2 separate regions of the Homo sapiens genome follow, and region 2 is linked to region 1. Evidence: chromatin loops called from intact Hi-C (ENCODE). Cell type or tissue: breast epithelium. All regions are shown on one strand. Each heading gives the region's core, and the rest is flanking DNA. Links, peaks and the distances in the headings are about the cores only.

Region 1 (5,393 bases), core at 171-5,170:
TTAAGTTTAATTTTTGAAATATGTATGTAATACAGTATAGTGAGCATTTTAACTAGCATATAAAGAGGGAATTAATAAATGAAACACTATTAATATAACTTTAAAAATATTTTTAATAACTTTGCCAAAAATCTGTAAATTCTTCTGAAAATATTGTCCTTGCCCTACTCCAGCATTCTACTGTCACTCCCTCCAAAGTATCTACATTTCCTTCTATTGCTTCTAGACCAATACCGCAAGGAAACGAGCATTGTATATGTCTGCACTTGGTATTATTTTCCTTCGCAGTTTCTCTTGAGACAAAATCATAATGGAAGAGAGAAGCAGAATATATTAAATTTCCCAGATTATATTAAATTTATTTTGGGTATATTGCTTTAATTTCCTTCATATCTTGTAGACATAATTTCTTCTAGGTGTTAGCACATGGACACTGTTTTCAGAGATGACACAGATAATATTTGTAATTTTGTTTTCTTGTGCTAAGATAGTCTATTAATTTGAAGTAACTAATGGAATAGAAGACCTTTAGGCTTTCTTTGAGAATTTTTTTCCATAAGGAAGTTCTCTTTAAGCATCATCTTTTGAAACTGGAAAATGTACTTTGAGCTAAGTGGGGAGTTTTCCTTTATTGTTTTTGCAGAACATTAAATGAACAAATGAATGGGTGAAAAAATAAATAGGCTGTTTTCTTTATTGATAACTTCTCTCAGCACTATGGGAGGCCGAGATGGGCAGATCACGAGGTCAGGAGATGGAGACGATCCTGGCTAACACGGTGAAAACCCATCTCTACTAAAAATACAAAAAAAATTAGCTAGGCGTGGTGGTGGGCGCCTGTAGTCCCAGCTACTCGGGAGGCTGAGGCAGGAGAATGGTGTGAACCTGGGAGGTGGAGCTTACAGTGAGCTGAGATCATGCCATTGCACCCCAGCCTGGGCGGCTGAGTGAGACTCCGTCTCAAAAAAAAAAAAAAAAAAAAGAGAAAACTTCTAGACCTTGCTTTACTCCCACAAGAAAATTTTATATTTACAAATTTAGGGCACACAGATGTGTGGACAGAGTTTCTGAAATTGACAGATTTGGATTTGTGCTTTGTGCTTAGAAACAGTTTGAAAGTTGGATCCCCTTTCAGCCTGGCTCTACCTGGCTACCCAGTATCCCCATGTCCTGTGCATGGAGATATTCTCCCCACTCCTGCCCAGTGCAGTTCTTCCTGGTACGGCACTTTGGAGTTCATGCCGCCTGATGGGCAGACTAAAGCAATGAGTCATGGCTCCTTTGGGCTAAGCTGGGAATGACAGTTATTGGAAAAATAAGAGAATAAGCATAAAGAATCTCTGAAATAAAATGGCTCTCTATACAGCTTAAAGCAACTACAGGCAAATTTGGCAGTAACTGCAATAGAACATTCTGTGGTAATATTAGCACAATTTAGAGCCCTTTTTATTTACCTGAATTAACGTCTCCACTGGCAATCAAGCCCTGATTGCCTTCTATTCATTAGCCTTTGATTTAATTAATAAGACTTGTTGAAGAGGGATCTTCAATGTTTTTCTGTAAACAGCTCTAATTTATTGATTCAATTTGAATTTTGTGATTATTTCAAGTTATTTAAATCAACGTTTGAATTATATGTTTGAAGTTTTCATAAAATAGGTTAAATCCACAAGATAATTAGAAGACACAATGTTCATTTTGTTTTTCATACAGTAATATATCTTTTTGATATCTTTAAAAATTTCCATTTTGTAAATGAGTTAGTAACTTAGACTGTCAAATATTTCAGGTCATATTAAACTTTAAAATAAGGCTGGACACAGTGGTTCACACCTTAATCCCAGCACTTTAGGAGGGTGAGGCAAGAGGATCACTTGAGCCCAGGAGTTCAAGACTATCCTGGGCAACATAGTGAGACCTTTTCTCTAAAATTTTTTTTTTTAAATTAGCCTGACGTGATGGCATGGCTCTGTAGTCTCAGCTACTCTGGAGGCTGAGGTAGGAGAATCTCTTGAGCCCCGGAGATGGAGGCTGGAGGCTGCAGTGAGCCATGATCATGCCACTGCACTTCAGCCTGGACAACAGAGTGAGACCCTGTCTCCAAAAAAAAAAAAAAAAAAAGGTTTAAAATATACATGAACAAAAGGTAGACTATTAAAAAATTTCTTAACGTTATTTTTTCCACAGCTGTCTTTTCTAAAAGTAGACCCAGTGACTTAACATTTTTACCAGGCTTTAGAACTGAGAGACTCAGTAGTTGTTGAGTGTTGAGACACGTAGATAAAAAGTAATTAAGAAAGGAGAAAGTCACAATGACTCTTAGGTTAAAGAGCAATTTGATAATCAGTGTAATTCTTAATGAGAAACCAATGAAGCAGTCGTAGAAAAGGGAGATGCTGATTAGTGGTCTTTGCTCAGATTATTAAAGATTAGTAAGGTTAGTGAGTGTTTTGAAACATGTCTGCTGGATGCAAAAAGGTTAATTAACAAAGCATTCTACAAATTCTTAAGGAATATAAAAACTTAAAGGAAATAAAAACTTTTCTATATGTAGATGCAGTAAACATAAAGAGACCACACCTTTTATTTATAAAAAGAAAATAAACATTTAAACCTAACATGAAAGATGTTGAAAACTTTATAAAATGTTGGTATTTTTGAAATTTTTGGAAATAATACTTTTAGTAATTTATTCTGGACTTATTTTGCAGGTATGATGAGGAAAATGTTAGTATACTATTATAACAGCATTAATATTCACCCAGTGAAATCTACTCTGTGCCAAGAAGGTCCTAGATACTGAGCACATATCAGTTGATAAAACAGGAAAAGTCCCCTTCATTTCTGGAACTTATGGTGTAGTATATATTTTAAGGAAATTTTAGTTTGAAGTGATGTAATACATAAAATCTCAGTGTCATGAACTGTTGAGATGATCATAACTTATTAAAAACAAACACTTGGAGGTTCAATTCATGGAGAATTCAGAATATGAATTCCATGAACCTAGGTCTTGTTTTTTTATGCAGTTACCATAGAAAATATTTTCAAAGACCTTTTTCACTATGAAAATAATACAAATTAGTCAGTGAAATTACTTAGGGGGAATCCATCTTTAGTTGCACTTAAAAAATGAGTGTTGATTCAATTAAAGGCTGGTGTCCTTTCAGTGTGTTACAAGGCAAACATAGTTTCATGCCTGAGAATGTACTTCAAGTACACAACCTACAGAAGCATGCGGTTCCTATATTCCAGAACTCAGTTCACAATACGTGATATATAAAAGTTAACGCTCTCAAGAGAAATGGAAAGCTCTGCGGGAAAAAGGTTGTGTGTGTGTTTTATGGGTGAGGGGAAAATATCTGTAAATGAGGGGAAAATTCCAAGCAGTTCCTGGAATCAGTTACTGCCTCCTCAGGGAGCCAGTGATGAGCTCAACTGGGCTGAGAAAAATTCATGCAGTTATCAGCACTAACTGCATCCCAGCCTCAAGCCCTGCCAAAGTGCTTAGTCCTAAAAGATGAAGTGAAGAGTACAAGGTGCAGTCTCCAGCTGAACCCCATGTGCATAGTAATTTTTTTTGCCTGCATCTGGGTACCTAGAGCACAAACAGGATTAGAAAAATCAAGAAAATATACTCAGGAGAAGAAGTTGCAGAACAGAAAAGCAGCAGGCCTGTCCTGTCTGCTAAAGCAGAAGGAAAAAGAAACACAACTCCTGACCTTGAGGAGATGGTACGTTGTGGAGCCTTATAATCAGGTCTCCCTATCCCATTACTGTAACCAATAATAATGTATTTCCGCAATCAGTTCAATGAGAAATGCCACTAGGATGGTTCAACTATGATGAAGTCCTTGTTCTTTTGGGTTTTATGTCTATGGCAGTTTTTTGAGCGAAAGCAGACCAAATAGATGTAGGTTTAAAAAAGAGACATTCAAATTCTTTCAAACTCAGACACTGGATTCTCTGGCCCACATAAGTTCTCCTTTGCTAGTTCTTTAACCTCTAGAGATTTTTGGTAGCCATTTAAATTGCAACAAGAGACCATTTTTGACCTATTAAATTGGCAAAATCAGACACTGAGAACATATAGTGTAGGTGAAGGAGGAGAGGCAGGGGAGCTCTATTTGGTATAGGAAAGGATACCAAATATTTATATTGGTATCCTCTATGTAGGATGCTTCTCCAATATTCATCAGAATTGGAGATCAGAAATGCACATACCTTTGACCTTGCAATGGCACTTTTAGGAATTTAACTTACGGACATATTTTTACAGGATGGAATTACACATACAAGAATATTTATTACATCATTGTAGTAGCAAAATTTGGGAACAAGCTACATAGCTATCAACAGAGGACTGGGATTAAACTTAGTATGCTATACTCATACATAAGAACACCCTGTGGTTTTTGAAAGCAAAAGGCAGTTTTCTATGAATTTATGTCACCAAAATATGTTGTTAAGTGTAAACAATATAGAGTGTACTCTGTATTGTATACCACTATTTGTGTATGTGTGTATATTTATGTGTATATATATGTGTGATACATATATATGTAAGTCTATATATCTTGTACCTTTTACATTTTTAATACAGTTGTCTCTCCATGTTTGAGGTTTCTGCATCTAGATTCAACCAAATTTGGATTGAAAATAATTGGGAAAAAAGACATAATATAACAATTAAAATGATATGTGTAAAAAATACAGTATAACAACTATTTACATAGTGTTTATATTGTATTAGGTATTATAAGTACTCTAGAGATGATTTAAAGTATATGGGTGGTGGGCACAGGTTTTATGCAAACACTACAGCATTTTGTGTAATAGACTTACACATCCTCAGACTTGGTATCAAAGGGGATCCTGGAACCAATCCACTGAGGATTATATGTGTGCTTTTGTTTTTTCCTATTTTAATTAACAAACAAACCAAATAAAGTATGGTTCTAGGCCCAGTGTAGGTAGAAAATAGAACAGTCAAGGAGGGGACTAATATAGATAGTTATGTCTTTGATTGATGGCAGAAATGACTGGATAAAAAGTTAACTCCATAGCACAATCTTACTTTTAATTGGCGCCAACACATATTTAGAATGTGTCTGGAAGGACCATCTGCTTTGGATAGGTCTTGTGTAATCTTGTAATGGTAAAATATTCATAACTTTTTTGATGACATACTGTAATATAAAGCACAACTAGACCAAATATAATTTTAGGAGGTTGTAGTAAAAAAGAAAAAAAAACAAAAAAAGGGGAATTTTTTCCTTTTTTTTTTTTGAGAGAGAGAGAAGAATGTCAAGTTTCTGTCCTTGGGAATTGAATGACCTCAGCTAAAGACTGAAAATGAAGACATTTCAGCAGAAGGAACAAAGAGGGAGCTA
Region 2 (5,393 bases), core at 166-5,165, 320 kb before region 1:
AATATGTGGGGCTTTATTCTCCACACTCCAAGCAGCGGACATCAGCTCAGTGTCCTCTAATTCAATTCGGACACTGTCTACCCAGAGACAATGTCAGATCCTACAGGTTGAGGGCTCAGTCCCCAACACTACCCTCCCTCCTCCACCACATACCAGTTGCAAGTCCGGGCCTTTGGAACTTCTGACCAACCAGTTTCAAGGTTTTTTGTTTTTTGTTGAGACTGAGTCTTGCTCTGTTGCCCAGGCTGGAGAGCAGTGGCATGCTCTCGGCTCTGCGACCTCCACCTCCTGGGTTCAAGCAATTCTGCCTCAGCCTCCCGAGTAGCTGGGACTACAGGCAGGCACCACCACGCCCCTCTAATTTTTTTTTTTTTTGTATTTTTAGTAGAGATGGGGTTTCACCATGTTGGCCAGGCTGGTCTCACACTCCTGACCTCAAGTGATCCACTCGCCTCAGCCTCCCAAAGTGCTAGGATTTTAGGCATGTGCCACTACGCCTGACCTCAAGTTGGAGTACTCATAACCCCCTCTTTGGGTTCAATTAATTTGCTAGAGTGGCTCACAGAACTCCGGGAAACACTTACTTACATTTACTGGTTCATTATAAAGGATATTACGAGGGAAACAGATGAAAAGACGCGTACATAGGGCAAGGTGTGGGGGAAGGGGCATGGAGATTTCATGTCCTCCCTGGTGCACCACCCTCCAGGAACCTCCACATGTTCAGCTATCTGGAAGCTCACTGAACCCTTTCCTCTTGAGTTTTGATGGAAGCTTCATGATGTCAGCATTCCTTCTCCCAGGGTATAGGGTCAGACCCTCTCATGGGAGGGTCTTAAGATCCACAATCAGAAAGGCAGGGAAGCATTAGAGTCCTGCCTTGAAGCAGAAGGTCAGAGTCCCGCCCATGAGGCCTCACACACCTAACATTATCACAAAAGACTGTAACAAGGGCCATGGGAGTTAGGAACCAGGAACTGTGGATGAAAACCAATATATAACATAACACCACAGGCAGGTTTGGCTTTGAAACGGAGCATGAAGGAAAGCAGAAATGTGAGTGCAAACACAGGTAAATATTGAGTTGGAGGCTGGGGAAAGTTCCTTCTGGCTGGTTTCATTTTTTCTGAGGCAGTATAAACAAGGTCATCAGCTAAGAGTGGTTTGGAAGTGTGACAAGTGGCAGTTGTTATGTTGGGGGTGTGTGAGATTGCTGATTCCAAGTTGGCCAGAGTTGGGACTACCTTCCTTCTCTGGGCAGGATGGTACTTTTGATGAGGCAATGAAGCCTCAGTCATAAGGCACTGAGACACTGAGGCCAGCTCAAGGGTTTCAGGCATCATGGGTTGTGATGTCACTTTCTCAACCCTCTGCCTAATGTGGGATGTTGCAACTCCCTGAATAGATTCAGGGACCCAGAGCTGGTGAGGTACACATTTGGGCCAGGGGAGGAAGCAGTAGGCATACCAAGGTGATGCTCTGAGGGAGGAGATGTCCTGATCTTTTCTACTATTCTACTCCAAAAATTAAGGATCTCTGGTAGCAGACAACAATCACAATCTTCTGTTCTTAATTTAGGACAATGTCAAAAAACTTTCCATGTGTATATACATATATATGTGTATATATATATTCATATATATATGTGTGTATATATGTATATATATGTATATGTATATATATGCATATATACGCGTATATATATACATATATATGCATATATATGTATATATACGCGTATATATATACATATATATGCATATATATATGTATATATACGCGTATATATATATAATTTTTTTATTTTATTTTTTGAGACAGAGTTTCGCTCTTGTTGCCCAGGCAACAAGATTGTGCAATGGCACAATCTCGGCTCACCGCAACCTCCACCTCCCGGGTTCAAATGATTCTCCTGCCTCAGCCTCCCGAGTAGCTGGGATTACAGGCATGTGCTACCATGCCTGGCTAATTTTGTATTTTTAGTAGAGACAGGGTTTCTCTGTGTTGGTCAGGCTGGTCTCGAACTCCCAACCTCAGATGATCCACTTGCCTCGGCCTCCCAAAGTGCTGGGATTACAGGCGTGAGCCACCATGCCTGGCTCCCTTATATTTTAGATAGATAGATAGATAGATAGATAGATAGATAGATAGATAGATAGATAGATAGATAGATGATAGACAGATAATGTTTGTATATTTTGCAAATGTGGATATGTGTTTGTATATATAAATACAAAACATATATATGTGGAAATGTACTTGTAGATAGGAGAAGCAAGAGAGCAAACATGATTTATGAAAAAAAGGAGCTTTATACACGGGATTTGTAGACTCACATTGTCCCCTTCCTCATTGCGGATATTGAGATCAACTCCAGGAAAGGGCATGAGAACCTTCCTTAAGAACAATAATTGCAAATCTGTTACCATCATCTTTCCTGCCTATCAGGAGTCTTAATATGTTACTGTCAAGGGATGCTCAAGAGACAGAAACCATAACTCAAACTGGCTTAAACCAATGGTGAATTTATTGACTTGGATAGTGATAATGGAACAACCTGACTCCAGGCATGATCTGATCCAGTGTCCAGATGGATCACCAGAACCTGTTTCTTTTTCTGAAACAACTCCATTTTCATGCTGGCTCTCTCCTTATGAGGTGGGGTTTTCTGAGAAGCAGATGCCAAGACAGGATTAGATATGGTTATGGTTTGGATCTCCATGTATCAATGCAACTCAGGCCCTGTGTCCAGTAATTTTTAAAATGTCAAGTATTCCACTTTTCCTGGTGTACAGACCCCCTAGTAAGTGGTGGTAAGGACTGGGAGAATTATAGCATATATTTGTAGCAATATTGCAGAGTCCCTTCTAGGAACCTGGCCACCTCTTCATTCAATGGGTCTGGATCTGAAAATTAAATAAAGTTTGGGAAGTGAGTGATATGGTTTGGCTGTATCCCCACTTAAATCTTATCTTGACTTGTAGTTCCCATAATCCCCACGTGTTGTGGGAGGGACCCAGTGGGAGGTAATTAAATCATGTGGTGGTTATCCCAAGTGCTGCTGTTCTCATGATAGTGAGTAAGTTATTACAAGATCTGATGGTTTTATAAAGGGTTATTCCTTCTTTGCTCAGCACTTCTTCCTGCTGCCATGTGAAGAAGAACATATTTGCTTCCCCTTCTGCCATAACTGTAAGTTGAGGCTTCCCCAGCCATGTGGAACTGTGAGTCAATTAAACCACTTTCCTTTATAAATTACCCAGTCTCAGATATGTCCTTACAGCAGCGTGAGAATGGACTAATATAGTAAATTGGTACCGGGTAGTGAGGTACTGCTCACTAGCCGGTGAAAGTGAAATGTGAAAGTGAAAGTGAAAATGTGAAAGTGACTTTGGAACTAGGTAACAGGCAGAGGTTGGAAAAGTTTGGAGGCTCAGAAGAAGAGAGGAAGATGTGGGAAAGTTTGGAACTTCCTAGAGACTTGTTGAATGACTTTGACCAAAATGCTGATAGTCATAGGGACAGTGAAGTCCAGGCTGAAAATGGAGATTAGGAACTTGTTGGTAACTGGCATAAAGGTGACTCTTTCTATGTTTTAGCAAAGAGACGTGGCATTTTGCCCCTGCCCTAGAGATCTGTGGAATTTTAACTTGAGAGAAATAATTTAGAGTATCCAGTGGAAGAAATTTCTAAGCAACAAAGCATTCAAGAGGTGTCTTGGGTGCTGTTAAAAGCATTCAGTTTTACGTATTCACAAAGATTGGTTTGGAATTGAAACTTATGTATAAAAGGGAAGCAGATCATGAAAATTCAGAATATTTGCAGCCTGACAATGTGATAGAAAAGAAAAACCCATGTTCTTTCGGAGGAGAAATTCAAGCTGGCTTCAGAAATTTGCATAAGTAATGAGGAGCCAAATGTTGATCACCAAGATAATGGGGGAAAATGTCTCCAGCACATATCAGAGGTCTTCATGGCAGCCCCTCCCATCACAGGCCCAGAGGCCTAGGAGGAAAAAGTGGTTTTGTTGACTAGGCCCAGGGCCTTGCTGCTTTGTGCAGTCTAGAGACATGGTGCCCTGCATCCCAGCTGTGGCTAAAAGGGGCCAATGTAGAGCTCAGGCTGGTTGCTTCAGGGGGTGCAAGCCCCAAGCCTTGGCTGCTTACACGTGATGTTGGGCCTGTAGGTGCACAGAAATCAAGGATTGAGGGTTTGGAACCTCAGCCTAGATTTCAGAGGATGTATGGAAATCCCTAGATGTCCAGGCAGAAGTTTGCTGCAGGGATGGAACCCTCATGGAGAACCTCTGCTAGGCCAGTGCAGAAGGGAAATGTGTGGTCAGAGCCCCCACACAGAGTCCCCACTAGGGCACTGCCTAGTGGAGCTGCAAGAAGAGGGTGACCATCTTCCAGACCCCAGAATGGTAGCTCCACCAACAGCTTGCATCATGCACCTGGAATAGCTGCAGACACTCAATGCCAGCCCATGAAGGCAGCCAAGAAGGGGGCTGTACCCTGCAAAGCCACAGGGGTGGAACTGTCCAATGCTGTGGGAGCCCACCTCTTGCATCAGCATGACCTGGTTGTGAGACATAGGGTCAAAGGAGATCATTTTGGAGCTTTAAGATTTGACTGCCCTGCTGGATTTCAGACTTGCATGGGCCCTGTAGCCCCTTTGTTTTGGCTAATTTCTCCCATTTGGAACAGGTGTATTTACCCAATGCCTGTATTCCCATTGTATCTAGGAAGTAACTAACTTGCTTTTGATTTTTACAGGCTCATAGGCAGAATTGACTTGGCTTGTCTCAGATGAGACTTTGGACTTGGACTTTTGAGTTAATGCTGAAATGAGTTAAGACTTTGAGTGACTGTTGGGAAAGCATAATTGTGTTTTGAAATGTGAGGACATGAGATTTGGAAGGGTTCAGGGGCAGAATGATATGCTTTGGCTGTGTCCCACCCAAATCTCATCTTGAATTGTAGTTCCCATAATCCCCACATGTCATGGGAAGGACCTGGTGGGAGGTGACTGAATCATGGGGCTGGTTACCCCTATGCTGCTGTTCTTGTGATAGTGAATGAATTCTCACGAGATCTGATGGTTTTATAAGGGGCTTTTCCCTCTTTGTTTGGCACTTCTCCTTCCTGCTGCCATGCGAAGCAGGACGTGTTTGCTTTCCCTTCTGCCATGACTCTAAGTTTTCCTGAGGCCTCCCCATCCATGCTGAACTGTAAGTCAATTAAACCTCTTTCCTTTATAAATTACCCAGTCTTAGATATGTCTTTATAGTGGTGTGAGAATGGACGAATACAGTGATCAAGGGATCGTGACTGTTTATTGGGGTCATTGTCCTCAGCTTCCTACTCCTCCATCCTTGCCCTTTTCTGGTTGTG

What was found. A loop is a pair of places that touch in the nucleus more often than their neighbours do. Peaks named below come from ENCODE experiments on the same cell type or tissue, not always from the same donor. Only the 100,000 strongest peaks of a DNase experiment are listed, where the experiment ranks them.
Region 2: a loop joins it to region 1, with 18 times the contacts of the local background. A loop is called at or near these places in 1 of 110 quality-filtered maps.

The regions. Positions count from the first base shown.
Region 1 is chr7:90,784,825-90,790,217 of GRCh38, forward strand. The region is part of intron 4 of CDK14 (cyclin dependent kinase 14); the gene reads left to right. Among named protein-coding and RNA genes, the nearest start is that of CDK14, 190 kb to the left of the region's middle. In breast epithelium, for the core only: no CTCF peak of the experiment used is centred there; no DNase peak of the experiment used is centred there.
Region 2 is chr7:90,460,180-90,465,572 of GRCh38, forward strand. No RefSeq gene overlaps it. Among named protein-coding and RNA genes, the nearest start is that of PTTG1IP2, 6.8 kb to the right of the region's middle. In breast epithelium, for the core only: no CTCF peak of the experiment used is centred there; no DNase peak of the experiment used is centred there; H3K4me3 peaks cover 966 bases; H3K27ac peaks cover 1,367 bases.